Regions from separate parts of the Homo sapiens genome. Here regions 1 and 3 are each linked to region 2. The links are chromatin contacts, found by Hi-C in ENCODE. All regions are on one chromosome and are shown on one strand. The core of a region is the stretch at or near the end of the contact, and the rest is flanking DNA. Distances in the headings are between cores, read along the strand shown.

Region 1 (2,700 bases), core at 169-2,668, 1.0 Mb after region 2:
TTTGCAGAGTTATGACTCCTCATGACCCTCCAAGTTGTTAGAGCAGATTAGAGCTCCCGATGACTCTGCTGATGAGCAGATGGTATTCTCTCTCTGAAACAGCTGGAGAACCCTGGTGGTGATGGTGGGGTTATTGATTCAGGGCCTCAATAACTGCTAGAGTCATCGTTGATCCCTTGATTTCTCTCCCTCCCTATGAGGAATCTGTTTGTAAATCATGTCTATCTTGGAAATATATCCAGAATCCAAACACTTCTCACTTCCTCCTTTACTCCCACCATAGACCAAGCTGTCATAATCTCTGCTGAAACAGCCTGCAATAAGGCCCCCCAGCTTCCATCCTTATCGTCTTATAGTCTGTGCATACTTGCCACCTTATAAGCTACATCATGTCCAACCAAAACTCCATAAAAGCTTCCCTTCTCACTCAGAATACAAATCTGGAGCCCTGACCATCGCCCCCCCGAACCCACCCCTCCTTCATGAGCTGCCCTCTTCCCTTTGCCTGTCTGGCTCATCTCCTCTGGACTCCTTGAGTTCACCTACTCACTCTGCTTCAGCCTCGCTCGCCACCTTGCTTGTCCACAAACCATCCCGTACCAGGACCTTGCACTTGCTCTTCCCACAGGCAGGACTGCTTGTCCTCCAGAGAGCCCTGCGATGCCCTCCCTCCTTTCCCCAAGGCTATGCCTAAACACCACCTGAGCAGAGAGGCTTTGCTGGCCACCCCACCTTGGCCACTCTCTGACCCCTTGCCATCCTTTATTTTTCTCAGCATTTGTTACCATCTGACATCTTTATTTGTTCGTGTGTTTCTTGTCTGTCTCTCCCACTGGAATGTAAGCTCCATGAGGCAGAGACCCTGTCGGTTTTAATCAACACTGTGCTCTCAGAACAGTGCCTGGTCCATTGTGGGGTCTCCACAGGCGGCTGCTGAAGCAATAAATGAGTAAATGAAAAAAGAAGGCTCAGCAGCTCTGCAAGCTGTGAATGAGTGAACCACTCGGCAATCAGTGTTTGTTCATGTGACGTCTTGCTATTTGTTTCACAGATAGGAAAAAGGGGCCTAACGAGTCTAGTTCTCAGAGTCAATTCAGAATAAATTCACATCCAATGGTATTTTTCTGGAAAATCTCGTCTTTGGATTTATTCCACAAACTAAAAGACAGAAAGAGTTCAATTCTTTTAGACTTCAATATAATTTCTGAACCCTGACTGCATGGGCCTCTGGAGCAGGCCTAACTCACAGGACAGGCTCCCTGTAGCTGGCAGTGTGACTGCCAGGCTCCAGAGTAGGGTGGGGTGTGGGTGGTAACTGTGAAGTGCCGGGGCTGCCTGTGGCTCAGAGGCCGGAGTTCATCCTGAGTCATCTCCCGACCACAGGAAATGCCCACAGTCGTGCTCTCCTGGACTCAATGCCAGGCCCTGGCTCCTGACCAGCAGGCTCAGCTTCCCCTGAAGGGCCAGGCAACATGTTTTGTTTCATTTTGTTTTTAAGTGATTTGTACTGACTTTAAAGCAGAGAAAGATGGTACAATCCAGGACCACATCTTTGTCTCATTTTTGGCAGCCAATGATCTACAGGATAAGCAACAAACAAACCCAAAAGGAAATCACTAGACACAGAGCTAGAGCTGGAACCAGAGCCCTGAGATAGACAGGCGAACATATTTTTCAAGTTCCTCGTGGAATTTCACTTCTTGTTGGCATCTTTTTGATGATTCTTTGTACATCTCTTATCTACCAGGAGGCGGTTTGCAGGGTGATTCTGAACTCAGGTGGGAGGGTAGCGATCTGTCTCCAGGGCCCTGTTTTCTGAGCAGTGAGGGAAAGTTGTGTAACTTTTCCATGCCTCAGTTTCCTTATCTGGTAAATGAAAATAGAATAGTCCCCATTTTATTGGGGCCTTGTGAGAACAAAATAGGGCTACCCTAATACAATATTGAATGATGCCGGGCACTTGGTAAGTTCTCACTAAAATGAGCAACAATAAACATGCATCCCAAGTGAAACCAAAGGAGGGTTTACAGGAAACTGAGAGAGCTTCAACCTAGGCTCCAGTGTGCACAGGTGCCTGGGAGTATCTGGGAGCTGCGGGTGGCTCCAGGTGGGATGGAAGCCAGATTACCATCGGGAAGCGTTTTTTAGAAAGCATTTCTGGTGAAGTGCCTGAGGTGATGTTAAGAAACAAAGAGACTGGAATTTTCAAGCTTTCAGTAATCTGTTGTCATGGGTTTTCCCCCCTGATTTGAAATAAATATACACTTTCACACATGATTTATTTCCAGTTTTGCATTTCTTTTTTTTTTTTTTGAGAGATCTCGCTCTGTTGCCCAGGCTGGAGTGCAGTGGTGCAATCTTGGCTCACTTCAACCTCTGCTCCTGGGTTCGAGTAGTTCTCCTGCCTCAGCCTCCCAAGTAGCTGGGACAATAGGCACGTGCCACCATGCCTGACTAATTTTTGTATTTTTTGTAGAGATGGGGATTCACCATGTTGGCCAGGCTAGTCTCGAATTCCTGACCTCAAATGATCCACCTGCCTTGGCCTCCCAAAGTGCTGGGATTACAGGTGTGAGCCACCACATCTGGCCTGCATTTCTTTTCTTAAAGAAGGCCTCCCAAAAGGTATAATCTTTAGGCCCCACAAAACCTGGACTCATCCCAAAATGGTGTAATGAAATCTTCGCCATATTACTGAAA
Region 2 (2,932 bases), core at 302-2,801:
AACACCTAATTCCAAGAAGTCCATAGGCATCTAGAGATCTGAATGGCGCGTAATGAATTCACTGTTTAGATTGAAGATTTTAAAAATCTACCTCAAATTACATTTATTAACAGGGCGACCAGGAAGTGTTAAAGTTGTTAGACACTTCATTTATTAAATAATTTGTGGGTATTTTCAGTTGTCATATCTAGAGTCATGGGGTTTGCTTATTTTTTTTAATTAGCAATCCAAAACAATGCTACTGCAATTTAACAATTCATCACATAATCTTGGGCTCTTCAGTTCAACTGCTAATGTTAGATAATTCAGATTGTTATTTTTGTCTGTTTATAAATGATTTTGGTTGCATTGTGCTGTGAGGAGAACTGCAGCAGCCCAGGCAGATGATCTTTCTCTTATTTCCTGCATTGCTCAGGATGGTTGAGGGGCCTTCCAAAAAATGCATTTGAGGAGTTAAGTTTAGCATCTAGCAAAAGCAAACAAGTGATGGGGCAGGGGGCACTAATAATAACTTGATTTATTATCATCACTTATTTACGTCATTATCAATTTACATTTCCTGTCTGTTCGGAAAACTGAGGAAGGGCCTCTTTGCCAAACTACATTTTGTTAGAATCCTCCATTTCTCTGATTTTCTGGGACGTTAGAAAGTATTGTCTTTCCTCTTCTTGAAAGAATCGGCCAACCATCAGAAAATTTAAGAAGCTCCTAAACATCCCTTTTCTTTTCTCTTTCTTTCCTCAGCCCTCTTCCCCTCCCATCTTGACATTTAAATCAATTTGTTGGGGTGGGTGGGGGGGAAAGAACAAGAGTTAAACCCACCTCAGGCAGCAGAAGTGGAACACATTAATCCTGACGTAGTTAACCTAAGAGAAAAATAGATTTTGTTTTCCTTTTTTAGTCGCTAGCTTTATTAGATTTCTCACTCTCACAGATTATCCGAAGACTACCCATTGATTGATCGCCCGTAGAGCTGCATTTGGTGTAATGAAAAAACTCACAGCTTTATTGGCTCTCAGGAGACAAAACAAACAGAACAAGATATTCATATTAATGCAAACAATGCAACAAATGAGGGGAAGAATCGCCCGGCTGAAGCGAGGCCCGGCGCGGCCGCGGCCGGGGGGCTGAGAAGGGCCTGGGTGCCTGTCGCCCGGGAGCCGAGGTTTCCCGGCCTCCCCCGACCCCGGGCGCCAAGAGCAGTCGGTCCCCCCGGCCTCCCGCCGGCAAAGGGGCCCTGGGGCCCAGGCGCGCGGCCCCTGCGTGGCGGCAGGCGGCCCAGGCCAGCGCCGGCGGCTAGAGAAGGCCTCCAGTCCAGGCCTCATGGAAGGGCCTGCCTCGAGCGGCCCCTCAACGCCCCGCAGTGTGGCACTGGAAGGGACCTAAAAACCCACCTGGCTTTCTCCTTTCCCCTTCCCCACGCTTCCCAGGGCCCAATGCCCGCATCTCAGTTTCGCTTTCCGGCAGGGTCAGGGGTGAGAGGGAGGAATTCTCAGGTGTCACCTCCTCACCCGCCTGGAGGCGGAGGCTAGAAAGACGCCGGGGCACTCTGGAGGGGAGGAAGAGGTGTGCCTAGAATTCTCTCTCTTAAACGCTCGCGTTATCACGGAGGAGACTTTATAAACACTTTAAACACAACACCAACCATTTTATCAGCAAAAGCGAGGGGAGGGGGGCGTACAGTAAATGCTGAGAGATGTTCGAGAAGCCCCAAGACGTTCCTTGCGGAAGGAGAACGGAAGAAAGAAAATTACGGGCGGAAAAAGAGTAAATATTAGCTCCACACCTAACCACTTCCCCAGCCCCAAACTAGGAGAGAATCTGCTAAGATTCAGCTTCATATTTATATAGTCTATGTGATGTTAAAAATAGGGTTGCCAAATATTGCATGGGGCATTCTTAGAGTAAAAAATTGTTATCTACCTGAAATTCAAAAAATTTAACTGGGCATCCTGTATTTTTATTGGCTAAATCTGGCAATTCTAACTAAAAAACATTCTGCTGAAGAAATCATATAAGAAGGAAGGCTCATTGTCTGATGTAATCAGGTTATTGGGGACATGTTTAATGGAACCTTGCCTGGAAAAAGAAATTGAGTTTCTCCTACAGCATACTTTTGTAAGCACATGGTAGGGTGGAGGAGGAAGAAATGACTGAAGCGACTTGGAAATGTCCTTACATTATATTTGAGGAGGAAATGACAGTCATTGTTGCCACTTCACTAGGAAATGGAGCCGGGTTCCTTTCCTAAGGTTGGCTGACTGGGTCTGGCCCACAGAAACCCTCCCTCCCTAGCCGGTAGAGCGTACCCTAGCATGTCTGCAAGTGGAATGTCAGTTACAGTGGTTCCCATGTCGGCATTAGTGCATATATTTTTTCTAAACCTTGACTATAGAGCCACGTTACCCATTGGTATTTAGTATATTTTGAAAAAAAAAAAAGAGTTGAGTTGAGAACTTTAAAGGCAAAGTCTGCTTTGAAATGTATCAAAGGCTTTAACCTAGAAATAGATCTCATCCAATAGGGTCTTGCAGATGCTGAAAGAAAAGGCTTTTGCAGTGCCAAAGGTAAAACCTCAGGAAAAACGCAACAAAACAGTGGGTCTTTGTATATTGAAGTGTGTGTGAGAGGGTGAGGAGTTAGAAAGCTGCTTTCTGGAGAAAGCCTGCTGCTTGCATTGCTTCCCCAGCCCCAGTTAGAGAGAGCTTTTTCAAGCAAGCTTTATCACCCTTACTGATACTTTGGATCCCCAGTGAGCTAGCCTTCCTTTTAAGCCAGTTGCTTGAAGAGGTCTGAGTACACCCACACAGGATGCCCCTTTATCACTGGCGGGTAGAGCTATTTAACAGCTGCAAATGGAGAAACTATTTGTCTAATGAGTGCTGTTTTCAGAGTTGATTCACCAATACTCTCAGGGGAAGATAATATAAGG
Region 3 (3,058 bases), core at 534-3,033, 1.1 Mb before region 2:
TATATTTTGTTAAAAGAATATAAGAAACATTAATAAGGCATGGGTTTCCTTTAACAGGATTTATAAACGTCTCAACTATCTTATTAATATTCTCCTACTAAAGAAATCATGTAAGTTTTATCCCAAAATTTTATCCAATGTATCTTAAAATATTTCAATTACATTTTTTAAAATCAGTGCCTCTAATCTATATATTGCTTCAGCTATTGAGGGTACTTCTCTTTCCGGCGATTAATAATGAGCATGACAACAGCTGAAAAGAGTTGTTTATTTTAAATTCATGGAAAAGGGGATTTAAATATTCAAAACACATACAGACGTTCTCTTTATTGTGTCGTGGAACTCTCCATCAAATTCAAGCACTCTGACAAAAGTGGGTAAGGAAGCACCAAATTATTTGAATGAAAATGTATTACTCTTGCCACCTCACTCTACCATACATATATGAATTCAGAGCATACCAAGAGGAGTAAATATACAAACTTCTAACAGATAGCTTCAACCAAATGAAAATACGTATACGCTAGGGACGTTTTTAAAGACCCACAGGTTTATGCTATCTTGATTAATCTTCGAAGGGGCTTTACTTTCCTTAGGTACCTTAAACTTCCTTCCTAAATTTAAGGACTGAGGAGGCATAGGCATTACAAAGTGGACGGTGCCAGAGGGGATTGAGGCAAGTCTTAAGGAAAGCAAATCAATTTTAGGAACAAGTATGTGTGGAAGTTGAGGACCTGGAAATTCATATCCTAAAACAACAACAACAACCACAACCACAACCACCACCACCACCACCACCACCACCACCACCACCACCACCATGAACTCCAAGGGGTAGGAGTAACTCTTTTGAAGACCACAACCATAGCCCAAAGTCAAGTCCTATATTAAAATCAGTAAAACACAATTTCTCTTTTTAGGTAAAAAACAAATAGAAAATATATTATATTCTACCCACACCGCAATGGATCAAACTACTGTTAACTCTGTTAACACAGCGTGTAGATCACTGACATCGATACTAAAGGTTTGGGCTCCTTTCTGAAAAGAAGGGGCTAGCCACCAGGACTCTACGATTATAACTTGCAACTCCCAAAGGTGATGCAGGATAAAAGTTATAACAAAGAGTAACTTCCCCCCGCCTGGGGGCGAGCGGGGGAGTCTAGAACAGATTGCCCTTCGTATAACAGTAAAGATTAGGAGTTATTTACCGTACACCTTAATTTATTCATAAGGAACTTAAAGAACAAGAAGTGGTCAGGAAATTCAAAAAGAGGATCTCTAGCAACACTGAGTGGGGGGCGGGGGAGGGAAGTACCACAAACGATTACTGGAACAAGAAGAGGGTGGCTTGTTCCTCCATTCCAGGAAATAAATTTCCAAACACACATTACTCCCTCGGCTCCACCAGGACGCTCCTCGAGGGTCCTCAACGACCAGAAAACCTGCGGCTCCAAGTCAGCCCAGGATCAATGCTCGCCCAGGCCCTGGCCCCCAACAGCCCCGGAATCCGGCGCCGCCGAGTACCAGGCGCGGACGCAGGGAGCAGGAGCCAAGGGCGGACCCGCACGTTGGCACCGCCCCCGGGGGCGCCACACCCCGCGAGGAAGAGGGACACGACCAAGCGGCTGGGACTCACCCCTCCTCCGTATCCCGGGTAGGCCATGACGAGCGGGACGAGCGGAGCGAGCGTCACCCTCGAGTCGCGTCCGCAGTGCTGGGAGAAAAAGCACAGGCGCAGGTGCAAGGAGGCGCAGCTGCAGGTGAGGCTGAAAGGCGCACTAACCGCACAGTTCACTCCTCCGAACCCGCCCCCTTCCGCAGGCCAGCCCCGCCCTGCACGGTTCCGATTGGCTGAGTCCCACACTTTGGAGCCAACTCAGCTGCAGTCCGCCCCTTCCCGCAGCCTAGCCCCACCCATCTCTGCCCTGATTGGCTACACCCCATCGGGAGCCCTCCAGTCCCTGCTCGACTCTTACTGGCTCCCTCAGGTTCTCGCGCGCTCTCCTTCTAAATCCCGAAGAAGCCTTGGCTGCTGCAACGGAATTCCCACTCTCTGTGGAAAGGTCTTCTACAAGCCTTCAACTCCTCAAGTTACTTTTCTTTCTAGAAACCCCAAACCGGCAAGTCTGTGACTTATTTTAACCAGCCCTCCACGCTTTTGAGCTGGACTTCAAAGACCCATCTGTGAATTTCAAAATTTTGCAGTTACATTTACTTTTGTGTAGTGTTGATGTCACATCAAAACTTTGCAACCAGGACCACACCTGTGGTCCAGGAGGAGTGCTTCTGCGCCAAAACCCACTTGAGGCCACATTGGACGAACAGGTTATTGATTCTGTTTGGTAGATAAATGGTGACCTGAATTGTGGCATGTTGGCAAATAAACAGGATATCTAGTTAAAGTTGATTTCCAAATAAACTTTTTTAGTGTAAGTATGTCCCAAATATTGCACAGGACGTGAACATACACTAAAAACTTATTTGCTGTTTATACACTGATAATATAGACGGTGTCCTGTATATAATCTGACTCAGCCTTTGGGCAAACTCTTGTTAAATGTTCAATTACTTTGGCTTATTAAGTAATAGCAATGGACAAGTCTGATTTATCTCTGGAACTCAAATGAATTTTGTAGCTCTGACTTTAAAAGGACAAGGCAGCTGTAGCTTTGGCTTATGAACAAATGAAAAAACCAAATGATATTATTTTGAGTTATCTCTGAAGAACAAGAGAAGGGCTAACATGTTTCTTAAAAATAAGGCTATCAAAAAAATGTTAACTATTCACAAAGGAAATCAGCCTTGCAGAGCTGAGTATCTGTTGTTCAGCTATGCTACAGAAGAGGATGTTGGACCTTGTGAAACAATTCTCAGAGGAAACAGCAGAGAGAAAGGAAGATTGCCGATGTCCTAGCTACTCTTGGGAAAGTGTCTGTAAGTTCCTTCAATGCTGTAAGAAATACTTAAGCCACTAAGGTTAAATTATTGGCATAAATAAATAGAGGGGAAGGGTAAAACCTACGTGGCAAAAGGGAAAAATGCATGGCTTATGAAG

The links. Hi-C counts contacts between places; a loop is a spot of excess contacts on that map. Pooled maps may share reads with other maps.
Region 1: a loop to region 2 is called in a map with no recorded cell type, with 36 times the contacts of the local background. The contact joins the enhancer-like site here to the promoter of LINC01806 in region 2. A Hi-C loop is called at or near these places in 2 of 37 single-sample maps with no recorded cell type.
Region 3: a map of naive thymus-derived CD4-positive, alpha-beta T cell shows a loop between it and region 2 (4-fold over the local background). The contact joins the promoter of GCA here to the promoter of LINC01806 in region 2. A Hi-C loop is called at or near these places in 1 of 168 maps with a recorded cell type or tissue (naive thymus-derived CD4-positive, alpha-beta T cell), 1 of 37 single-sample maps with no recorded cell type and 8 of 50 pooled maps.

Annotation. Positions count from the first base shown.
Region 1 is chr2:160,206,934-160,209,633 of GRCh38, reverse strand. No RefSeq gene overlaps it. Among named protein-coding and RNA genes, the nearest start is that of ITGB6, 8.0 kb to the right of the region's middle. RefSeq lists an enhancer at 1-65. Within about 2 kb of position 1,418, at least 29 of the 41 ENCODE cell types and tissues checked have a DNase peak (open chromatin) inside an H3K27ac peak, as active enhancers do.
Region 2 is chr2:161,243,358-161,246,289 of GRCh38, reverse strand. LINC01806 (long intergenic non-protein coding RNA 1806) reads right to left here and starts at 1,551. Exons shown (of 2, transcript NR_110164.1): 1 at 1,395-1,551. All of the region lies in intron 3 of PSMD14-DT (PSMD14 divergent transcript), which reads left to right. RefSeq lists a silencer at 1,163-1,272 and enhancers at 1,255-1,755, 1,703-1,762.
Region 3 is chr2:162,342,857-162,345,914 of GRCh38, reverse strand. It overlaps GCA (grancalcin), which reads right to left and starts at 1,783. Exons shown (of 8, transcript NM_012198.5): 1 at 1,640-1,783. The coding sequence starts at 1,666. RefSeq lists silencers at 1,477-1,556, 1,797-1,946 and enhancers at 1,975-2,144, 1,997-2,226.